2 separate regions of the Homo sapiens genome follow, and region 1 is linked to region 2. A link is a contact called in ENCODE Hi-C or POLR2A ChIA-PET data. All regions are on one chromosome and are shown on one strand. The core of a region is the stretch at or near the end of the contact, and the rest is flanking DNA. Distances in the headings are between cores, read along the strand shown.

What was found. Hi-C counts contacts between places; a loop is a spot of excess contacts on that map. ChIA-PET counts read pairs that join two places held with the same protein, here RNA polymerase II (POLR2A). Pooled maps may share reads with other maps.
Region 1: a pooled map shows a loop between it and region 2 (8-fold over the local background). The contact joins two enhancer-like sites. A Hi-C loop is called at or near these places in 6 of 50 pooled maps. POLR2A ChIA-PET finds 5 or more read pairs at or near these places in 2 of 52 experiments (Panc1 and T-cell).

What each region holds. Positions count from the first base shown.
Region 1 is chr2:207,308,976-207,313,501 of GRCh38, reverse strand. No RefSeq gene overlaps it. Among named protein-coding and RNA genes, the nearest start is that of MIR1302-4, 42 kb to the right of the region's middle. RefSeq lists an enhancer at 2,397-3,146. Within about 2 kb of position 1,926, at least 10 of the 41 ENCODE cell types and tissues checked have a DNase peak (open chromatin) inside an H3K27ac peak, as active enhancers do.
Region 2 is chr2:207,121,545-207,125,766 of GRCh38, reverse strand. KLF7 (KLF transcription factor 7) reads left to right here. Exons shown (of 4, transcript NM_003709.4): 2 at 1,363-1,993. Among named protein-coding and RNA genes, the nearest start is that of MIR2355, 14 kb to the right of the region's middle. Within about 2 kb of position 1,454, at least 2 of the 41 ENCODE cell types and tissues checked have a DNase peak (open chromatin) inside an H3K27ac peak, as active enhancers do.

The DNA.
Region 1 (4,526 bases), core at 677-3,176, 190 kb before region 2:
CTTGTTCTGAAGTAGCTGTCACTTTTGAAGCCAAAGGGTTTTGGGTGGGGCTGCAGGGTTTCACCACTCATGGTCAATCTGGAGACTCTGTCTCTTCCAGACACTCCCAGGCTTGGGTGAAATGTCATACTAAAGGACAGAGGAGTTGATTTCAGGGGAGACTGGGGAGACATGGGTAAAGATAAGGCAATATGGAAGCGTGGGGCGGTAAAATCTCCAATGGGTGAATATTGACCAATGTTCTGTTCTCTCTTGATACATTGCTTCAGGGTAGAGTTTCTCCATGTAAGATGTCCTGTGTGGTCCAATGGATGCTCTTGTCAAGTGACCAATGTGTCCCTTTGTGGCTTCACACGAAGCAGTAGTCAATGTAGGAGCCCACCCGTGTTTTATTTCTTCTCATTCTTTCTGTTTTTTTTTCTTTCCCTTTTCCCTCATTCCCAATGCCTAGGGATTGTACCTCCTACTTAAAGCACCAGCACTTGATCCCTGCCTCAGGCTCTGTTTTCTAGGAAATTGAGTCTATACATATTTTATTTCAAACTCTTGCCAACATTTTGACTCAGGCAGGTATTTTTGTTGTTGTTGTTATTGATCATATTTTAGAGATGAAAAAGCTAAGGCCCAGAGAGTTTAAGCGACTAGCCCAAGACTACATTCATTCATTCATTACTTCATTTATTTAGCAGACATTTTTCAAACACTGTCTGTGTGCCAGGCACTGTTCTATGTGCTGGTGGTGACTAAGAGAGACAAGGTTATGCCTTCATGAAACTTAAATATGAATTGGTGGAGACAGATGGTACATAAGTAAATACATCAATCAACAAATTAGGGCAGTGGTAAATTATATTATTCTATTCTATACAACAGGGTTTTGTGTTAGAAAGTGGAGGGAAGGCAAGGAGAGCTAATTTATAATGTGATCAGGACAAGCATTTCTGAAGAGGTGACACATGAGCTGACGCCAGGGCTAGGTTAGAACTTCTAGAGGCTCTAAAAACTCATAGTTCCCCATCCCTGCTTGTGTATTGTAATTCGAATAGAAACAGTACCATGTTGTGTAATGAAGTCCAACATAGAAGGTGCCTGGTAAATATCTGCTAAATGAATGAATTAATGAACAAATGACAGATTCTTATTTTCCCCATGATGACTACTTGGATTTTAAAAATATATATCAAATTTCAAATTCTCCTCCCAACCCCCCAAAAAAACCTTTTTCTGGGAGAGTGTTCCCTATTGAGTAATGCAGTATTTGTTAAGGGTGAAATGATTAGCAGACTACAGACACTTTTAGGACATTGTAGGCAGAGGGAACAGCATGTACAAAGACAATGAAGTATGAACCAGCCTGAGTGACTTAAAGGAACAGAAAGATAGGCTGATGTGTCTGGGGAGTAGCAAGTGAGAGGGAGAGAGGTGTGAGATGGGGTAAGAGAGATGGCAAAAGCCAGATGATACAATCTTGAATTCCATGATGAGGGGTTAGGATTTTATTTTAAGGGCAATAGGGAGCCATAGGAAGATTTTTAGCAGGTGAGCGACATGATGAAAGTGATTGCTAAGTGGTAATTCTAAGTCTAGAACTCAAACCTCTGACTCCTGGACCTAAGTATTTCTATACTAAGCAGGTGTCAGAATTGGAACCAGGGGCTAAAGTCTGAGGCTCCCACTCCTGTGATAGAGTGAAGCCTAGCTTCATAGTCGTGTCTTGTAATATGAGGCCTTCAGATGACGCAACAATATGTCTCCAACTGTACCCTGTTTCCTGGCAATAGATAGTATGAGACAGACTCATGAAAGCACATCTGCTCAATTGGGCCTGTGTTGTTCCATCTATAGACTGGGACTGATGTAACCTCTCACCCATATAGGGAGGTGGTGGAGTGGTGACTCACAGGTCATCAGGACAGGAAGCATGTGATGTTGGGACTGCTGAGAATCACCAGTGGTTCTCATCAGTCTGAATACTCCAGTCGTCAGAACAGCAACATCTATCCTGTCATTAAAGAAGTGAACATTATGGAGAAAGTGCTTCATCCAGTGTAAGAGGGCTATGTGGTTATGTGCAGTAACAAGGGAAAGGCCAGCAGGAGTCTCATGGTTTTAAACATCATCCAGAAAAATGGCAGGGAAAGACTGGTAACCACCATCTGATGAGTAAAGTTTTATTCTGTTACTGTTTGTTGCTTTTGCCTGAAAAGGATGGAGGATTTTCTTAAATGGGACACCTTTGCGAAGAATTCTGAGATTCTCAATAAATGGGCACGTCAGTGCATATGTCGGGGGTCACTATTCTGAGGAGGATTCAGGACTTATCCATAGGCTTGAAGCTTTTCTCTCCCTTTCCCTCCCAACTTCCATTTTCTTAAAAGAGAACTCCAGTCTGGAGACACAAGCTCCTGTTTTCTCAGCGATGCCTCTCTCCAGGGAGGAGAGTGGGACCAGGCAGTTCTTGAGGCCTTTGGTAATTCATGCACCTTGTGCTTTTGCACCGTAAGTGCACGAATTCCCAACACTGACACAGCCATCCCCTTAACTCCCTAGCCTGTACCCCAGAGCAGCTGTGCTTTCTTCTGGCTCTGCAGATATCAATTCCTAAATAGGATGCCTTGAGGACATCAGAGAGACTGCCCCCTCCAGCTGATCACTTATGTGACATTTTGATGTTATTAATGTGTGTTCATCTGCTCCCTTCCTTCTCCCAAAAGGAGACAGGGAGAGAAACATTATTGAATAGAAATGCGGGGACCCACGGAGTGAGCATGCAGGAGGGGGAAGGGAGAGAGGAAATTTAAACTGGAGAGAGGTTGATGGAGCTGAGGGACGTGGAGAGGACTCCAAGGGGAGTGGGTAAACGACAGTTTGTGCATCACAAATCACACCTTCTCTCGAGTCCAACTGTTTCACCATCCTGCCCCCACCAGCCCGGCGCCTCTTAGCAATTCCCCGGCTGTCAGCTCTCTACCTGCTTGGCTCTGGCTGCTCTGCTCAGAGCTGCTCCCCTGGGCCTCCCTGGCTTGTCAGTGGGCTGCGTCAGCATCACGCCACACTGTCTCCCGTTGGCCCGGTGATCAACGCCTGACGGGCCGGCCCTCTCTCCCCTCTCAGCTGGGGCCAATGGGAGTCAGGGGAAGGTTTTGGTTACAAACGAAAATAAAATAAATAAGTCATACTCCTGCACTCAGGAGTCTGGGAAGAACGTCTTCATGGCCTCATAAATAATCTTTCCTTTTAAATCTGTCCTTCTTCTTCTAGATGTGCCTCCCACCCGCCCTCCACCCCGGCCCCCTTGGGCTGCCCCTTACAGTGCAGGGAATACAAAATGAGAGGCTTAGATTTAGACTTGGTGTTGGTAATAGCACCTCCCACAAAGGCATTTGTACCGTGTGTGTGTGTGTGTGTGTGTGTGTGTGTGTGTGTGTGTGTGTGCGCGCGCGCGCGCACGCAGGAGCACATGCACAGAAGCCAGCAAGATAGAATTCATGACAGTGTTATACTGATCCCACCCTGACTCATGGTCTTCTGACTTTTGCAACAAGTCACCCAGCCCCCTCCCAGGTTACCCCTCGACCCTGTCTTCCTACCCCAAAGCTCTCAGTTTATTTATTTCTTCCCATTACAGGGAAGCTTAAATGTGGGGATTAAATGGACTACCCTATTTTAAGATGCCTAGAAGTTTTTCTTAAAATCCATATCTATATCTCTCTTTATTGGACATTTAATTAAAGTTCATTCACTTTGAATCTTCTGCTTAAGACATTGTCCTCTTTTTCAAAACATATACCTTAAGGTAGGGGGTGTTATTAATCTCGTACCTTGAATGTGAATAAAAGTGCTTGAAAATTGGACCTCAGAGGGTCAGGAGAGATGGCCAGAACTCCTGAAGACCCCGTGGTTGTGGGGAGGAGGGGTGCATGCTAGAGAAAGTCTAGGGGGCTTTGCTGGATTGCCTAGGGTTGCCCAGGAGCTTTCCTAAGCATGATTCATCTTGGTCATCAGGCGGGTGTCCTCTGAGCAGATGCCGTGGTGGCATGAGGAGACAACCATGGGCACAGGGGCCAAAGAGTTAGAGGGGAGCTGGGGAGGAGAAGCATTGAGAAATTAATGCTCAGTGCACGAGAGGCCCCCAAAGTGGTCAGTTTTTTCTTGAAAAGTCTTCATTTTAGACCAGGGTGGGCAACCTTCCTTGGCCACTCCTCCCACACTCCCTTCCTTGCCTCACTCCAATGCACACTGCATGAAGAGAGTGGGAGTTTGCCCTCTATTGACTGCGTCCAGAGAGGGTCATCTGACCAGTCTTCTGGTCTGTTAAGGGGTCCAGGTGCCTGGTGTGCTACGTGAGGTTAAGAAGAAAGAAGAGAATGTGAAAAGATTAGATTTTTGGAAATGTTGCCCAACTTCTGCCAGATGGGAACATTGAAGGCACTACATGGCCATGGGCTTTCCTCTGAGAAATGCCAAGATGGAGCCATGTTGGTTCAGAAGGACAGACAGGCAAGATATCTGCTGCCATTTAATCA
Region 2 (4,222 bases), core at 205-2,704:
TGAGTGTTGAATGAAGACTGGAACCATTCATTAGTTCTTACCATTGAAAATCAACAGTGAGACCCAAAGCTGATTCATAGTTAAAAATCTGATTTTCTTATTCAGTAATGCAGAGTTTTACCAGAAGTGTGATTAAAAACCAGTCTTTTGAAATGTCACCAAAATAAAATCCTTGACAGATACAACACTACTAGGTATATCATTAAAATATATTCTTAACAGAATAAATGCCTAGAATCAGAACATCAGTTGAAAACATAGGAGCTTTACGGGGGCAGTAAATTTGGAACTAGTCACATTTTAAATTTGCCATCAGTGGGTCTTTGTTGAATCCAGAAGATAGAGCAAATTGAGCTGATAGTGCAAGTTAGCAACATAGTTTTATACAAGATTCTGGAATTGTAGGATTTTTGAGTGAGGAGGGCTTTAGAACAAACTTCTTAAATATCGACTTTTGCCATAAAAGCACTCCCCCATCTTACAAAAACTTATGAGTGCCATGGATGAAGATTTGTTGAAACTAAACTTTTTTGTTCTTCTCCCCTGTTTCTTTATCGGGTGAAAATTTTATGTTGAAATATATTGGGTCCTATCTTTAAGTGGTCTAAATAGCTATGTTTGAATTTATTTTTATCATGTAGTCAGAGATGCTAAACCATTGAAATGGGATTTATGCCCCTTGCCACAAAGTAATATAGCATTGTATTTTAAATGACTTGCTATAAACAACAAGGGTTTTGTCTTGTGCCTCAAAAGTTTTATGGTAGACATTCTTTAGAACAGTATTCTTTCCTGCTGGTTATGGAATCCATCCCCAAGGCAGGGCTTGCTGTTGTTTGATTGTTACTGAGGTCACCTCTTAGTTTGAGTGAACATGGCTTGTTCTTCAGAGCAAGTGGGAAAACTGACTTACTTGTGTGATGTGCTCAAGTCTGTTTTGAATAATGAAGTTGGACTCTGGGAAGTCTTGTCTTAGTATGAAAACCTTATCTGTTTCTATTTGCTTCTTGCTTGCATGATAATTTCTAGAGGGGAAATTGGAGCATCTTACCTGCTGAATTGGATTGAGGGGCAAGAGATCATCATTTGATGTTCTCTGGAATCTCGAAGGTATGAGATAGTCCTTCTGGGGCTCTTGTTCTCCTTCAGCTAGAGTAATTGAAATCATCTGATGTGACCCTTATGAACCTTTCAGAGGTATTCAGAGAATAAATAACAAGGTCAGACCTTCTACTAAGGCATTTCTGATACAAGCCATGACACCATTCTCTCTGCACCTTCCCCCTCTGCCTGTCAACGTGTGGCCTCATGGTGTTCTGTGCCTCTGATGGCTGTTTCTCTCCCTCCTTCTTCCTCTTGCAGACATGCCTTGAATTGGAACGCTACCTACAGACGGAGCCCCGGAGGATCTCAGAGACCTTTGGTGAGGACTTGGACTGTTTCCTCCACGCTTCCCCTCCCCCGTGCATTGAGGAAAGCTTCCGTCGCTTAGACCCCCTGCTGCTCCCCGTGGAAGCGGCCATCTGTGAGAAGAGCTCGGCAGTGGACATCTTGCTCTCTCGGGACAAGTTGCTATCTGAGACCTGCCTCAGCCTCCAGCCGGCCAGCTCTTCTCTAGACAGCTACACAGCCGTCAACCAGGCCCAGCTCAACGCAGTGACCTCATTAACGCCCCCATCGTCCCCTGAGCTCAGCCGCCATCTGGTCAAAACCTCACAAACTCTCTCTGCCGTGGATGGCACGGTGACGTTGAAACTGGTGGCCAAGAAGGCTGCTCTCAGCTCCGTAAAGGTGGGAGGGGTCGCAACAGCTGCAGCAGCCGTGACGGCTGCGGGGGCCGTTAAGAGTGGACAGAGCGACAGTGACCAAGGAGGGCTGGGGGCTGAAGCATGTCCCGAAAACAAGAAGAGGGTTCACCGCTGTCAGTTTAACGGGTGCCGGAAAGTTTATACAAAAAGCTCCCACTTAAAGGCCCACCAGAGGACTCACACAGGTAGTGGTACAAGTTGGCCGCACGTGGTTTCTTCTTTCCCCTCCTGTAGCCTCGTCATGTGGGAGGGCTCCTCTTTGTTCTGAGGAGTGGCACCCCTGCTGATGAGGAGGTGATAGACAGGCGGGAGGCCCCAGGTAGGGACAAAGAATGACTCACTTGTTACCTTAAGATCTCAAGATGTCCCAAGCACAGACGGGTTTGTCCCTACAGTGCCAACCACAGCATAGAATCATACAATTCTGAGGATGGCTGAAGGGGGCCCTGGCAGTGACTCATAGCTGTTTGTGACACAGACACTTGTCGCTTTCCTGACACTTTGCATTGTTTTATGAGTGTAGCTCCACAGTTTTGATCAACACTGGGAGCTGAGGATGCATTTGAAAGCATTCACAGTTAAACAAGGTAGCTAGGGTGTCCCTATTCACTCTTTTCCCAGCATCCTGATTTTTCATCAAAGTCACCAACAGCAGGAGGGTTTCAGAGTTCATTAGATGTGATCATTCTATAATTAATTGGCATCTCCTCTTTTGCATTGTTCTCTGGCGCGTGCTTTATGGAGAGATGGCAGAATTGCTTTTTAATGAGCTTGTTACTGAGAAGTTGCTAAAGTGATTACATTGCTATGTGTGTGGCAAGAGCGGGTGGGGGAGGGATGGGGATTGTGTATTTTACTCAGGGCATCCTAGTAGCCCAGGAAGAGACACCATCCCTAAGTTCCAGTCATACTGATCTTTTGAGCAATGGGATAATTTGGAAAAGTGGGGTTTACACAGAAAAGCGTGAAACTCTTATTTTTCTTGGAACTGGTCTTTGTTCTCTGCTTTGAGATTGGAGCTTAGGGGTGGTGTCTCTTCCTGGGCTACTAGGATGCTAGTAGCAATTACTGTGATTGGTGGTTTTTAAGTGAGTCTCCAACAGTGTGCTACCTGTATGGTTTTTGCATACTGTTTGCACACTGCGAGCTGAATAGGGAAAATCCCCAAAGGTGTAAGTGGAAGTATAAAAGCATTCTTGGAGAGAAATCAGTGATAGCATATGAGCTAGGAAAAGTGTTTGGTGCTCTGGGGGGCCTTCTGGGCTGTGCCTCCAAAGAAGTGTGCAGGGGAGAGATTGCTGGCTGGAAAATCAGAACAACCTGGGCTTTAGTTCTAACTCTGCCACTATCCAGCTCTGTGACCTTGAGCCTGTTCCTTTACCTCACCAGGCCTCATTTTCCACATCTGTTGAACAATCTGGCTCTTAGGGCCCCTTTCAATTCTAGTGTTCTGGAGGTCCATGAACTGTTTTTGTGTAGTAGAGAAGAACTTTCCTGAAGTTCGAATATATAATATATGACAGAGGAAATCACTGTTATGAACCTTAGAGTTATTCCCATGGGAGGATGAAGACTGACATTGCTTCCTTGCACACCAGGACTTGGGCCTGTACTGCTCTAATTCTGAACTTAATTTCCTGTGTGGCTCTTGCTTGGTTCATGGGACGGTCTCCTAACATAATGTTTATATCCCGTGGCTCAGGCATAGAGACCCACTCATGGTTTCCCATCAGAATTTGGGTTCCAGTTCACCACTCCACATACACACACCAAGGCTAATGATTCATGCTATTGTCAGTTTTTGCTTCTTTGATATTGTTCTGAAGGTAGTTTTTATTGATACTTCTTTCTTTCTAAAGTCAATGAGTAAAGTTATGGCAAGACATTGGAAAGACATTGCAGTGCTCCCAGGCTGGAGTGCATGACTCATCTCCTGGCCCCTCCAGGAAACCGGAGAAGGCAGAAAAGGGCAAGAATGTTGTGTTGTCTTTGGGCTGTGGAGTTCATGATTATGGACACTTTCTGAATTATTGGCACTAAGGGCACATCCTGCTTAGCATGGAGGCTGGACAGCTCTGGGAAAGCAGAGATTCTTTTTAGGGAGTCCAGAGCATTTTTTTCTTCTTTCTTATCCCCTCTTTCCAATAGAGATGTCAGAAGGGTGACTGTTAGGGTTGATACATTATGTGGTGCTCTGTTTTTTTGAGCATTGTCTACTCAGAGTGATTACCAAGGTGGAGCTCATTATGTTACCTGGCACCTGCAACTACTTGCCTCATGTTGGACTAAAGTGGAAAGACTCCTATTGGGAATTCACTCAGGGAGGCACCAGGCATTGTTAGAAAAGCAGTATCGCAGAGCACTTAAGAGCTGAGCCTTGTGATCGGGTGGACTTGGGTTTATGTCCTCGCACT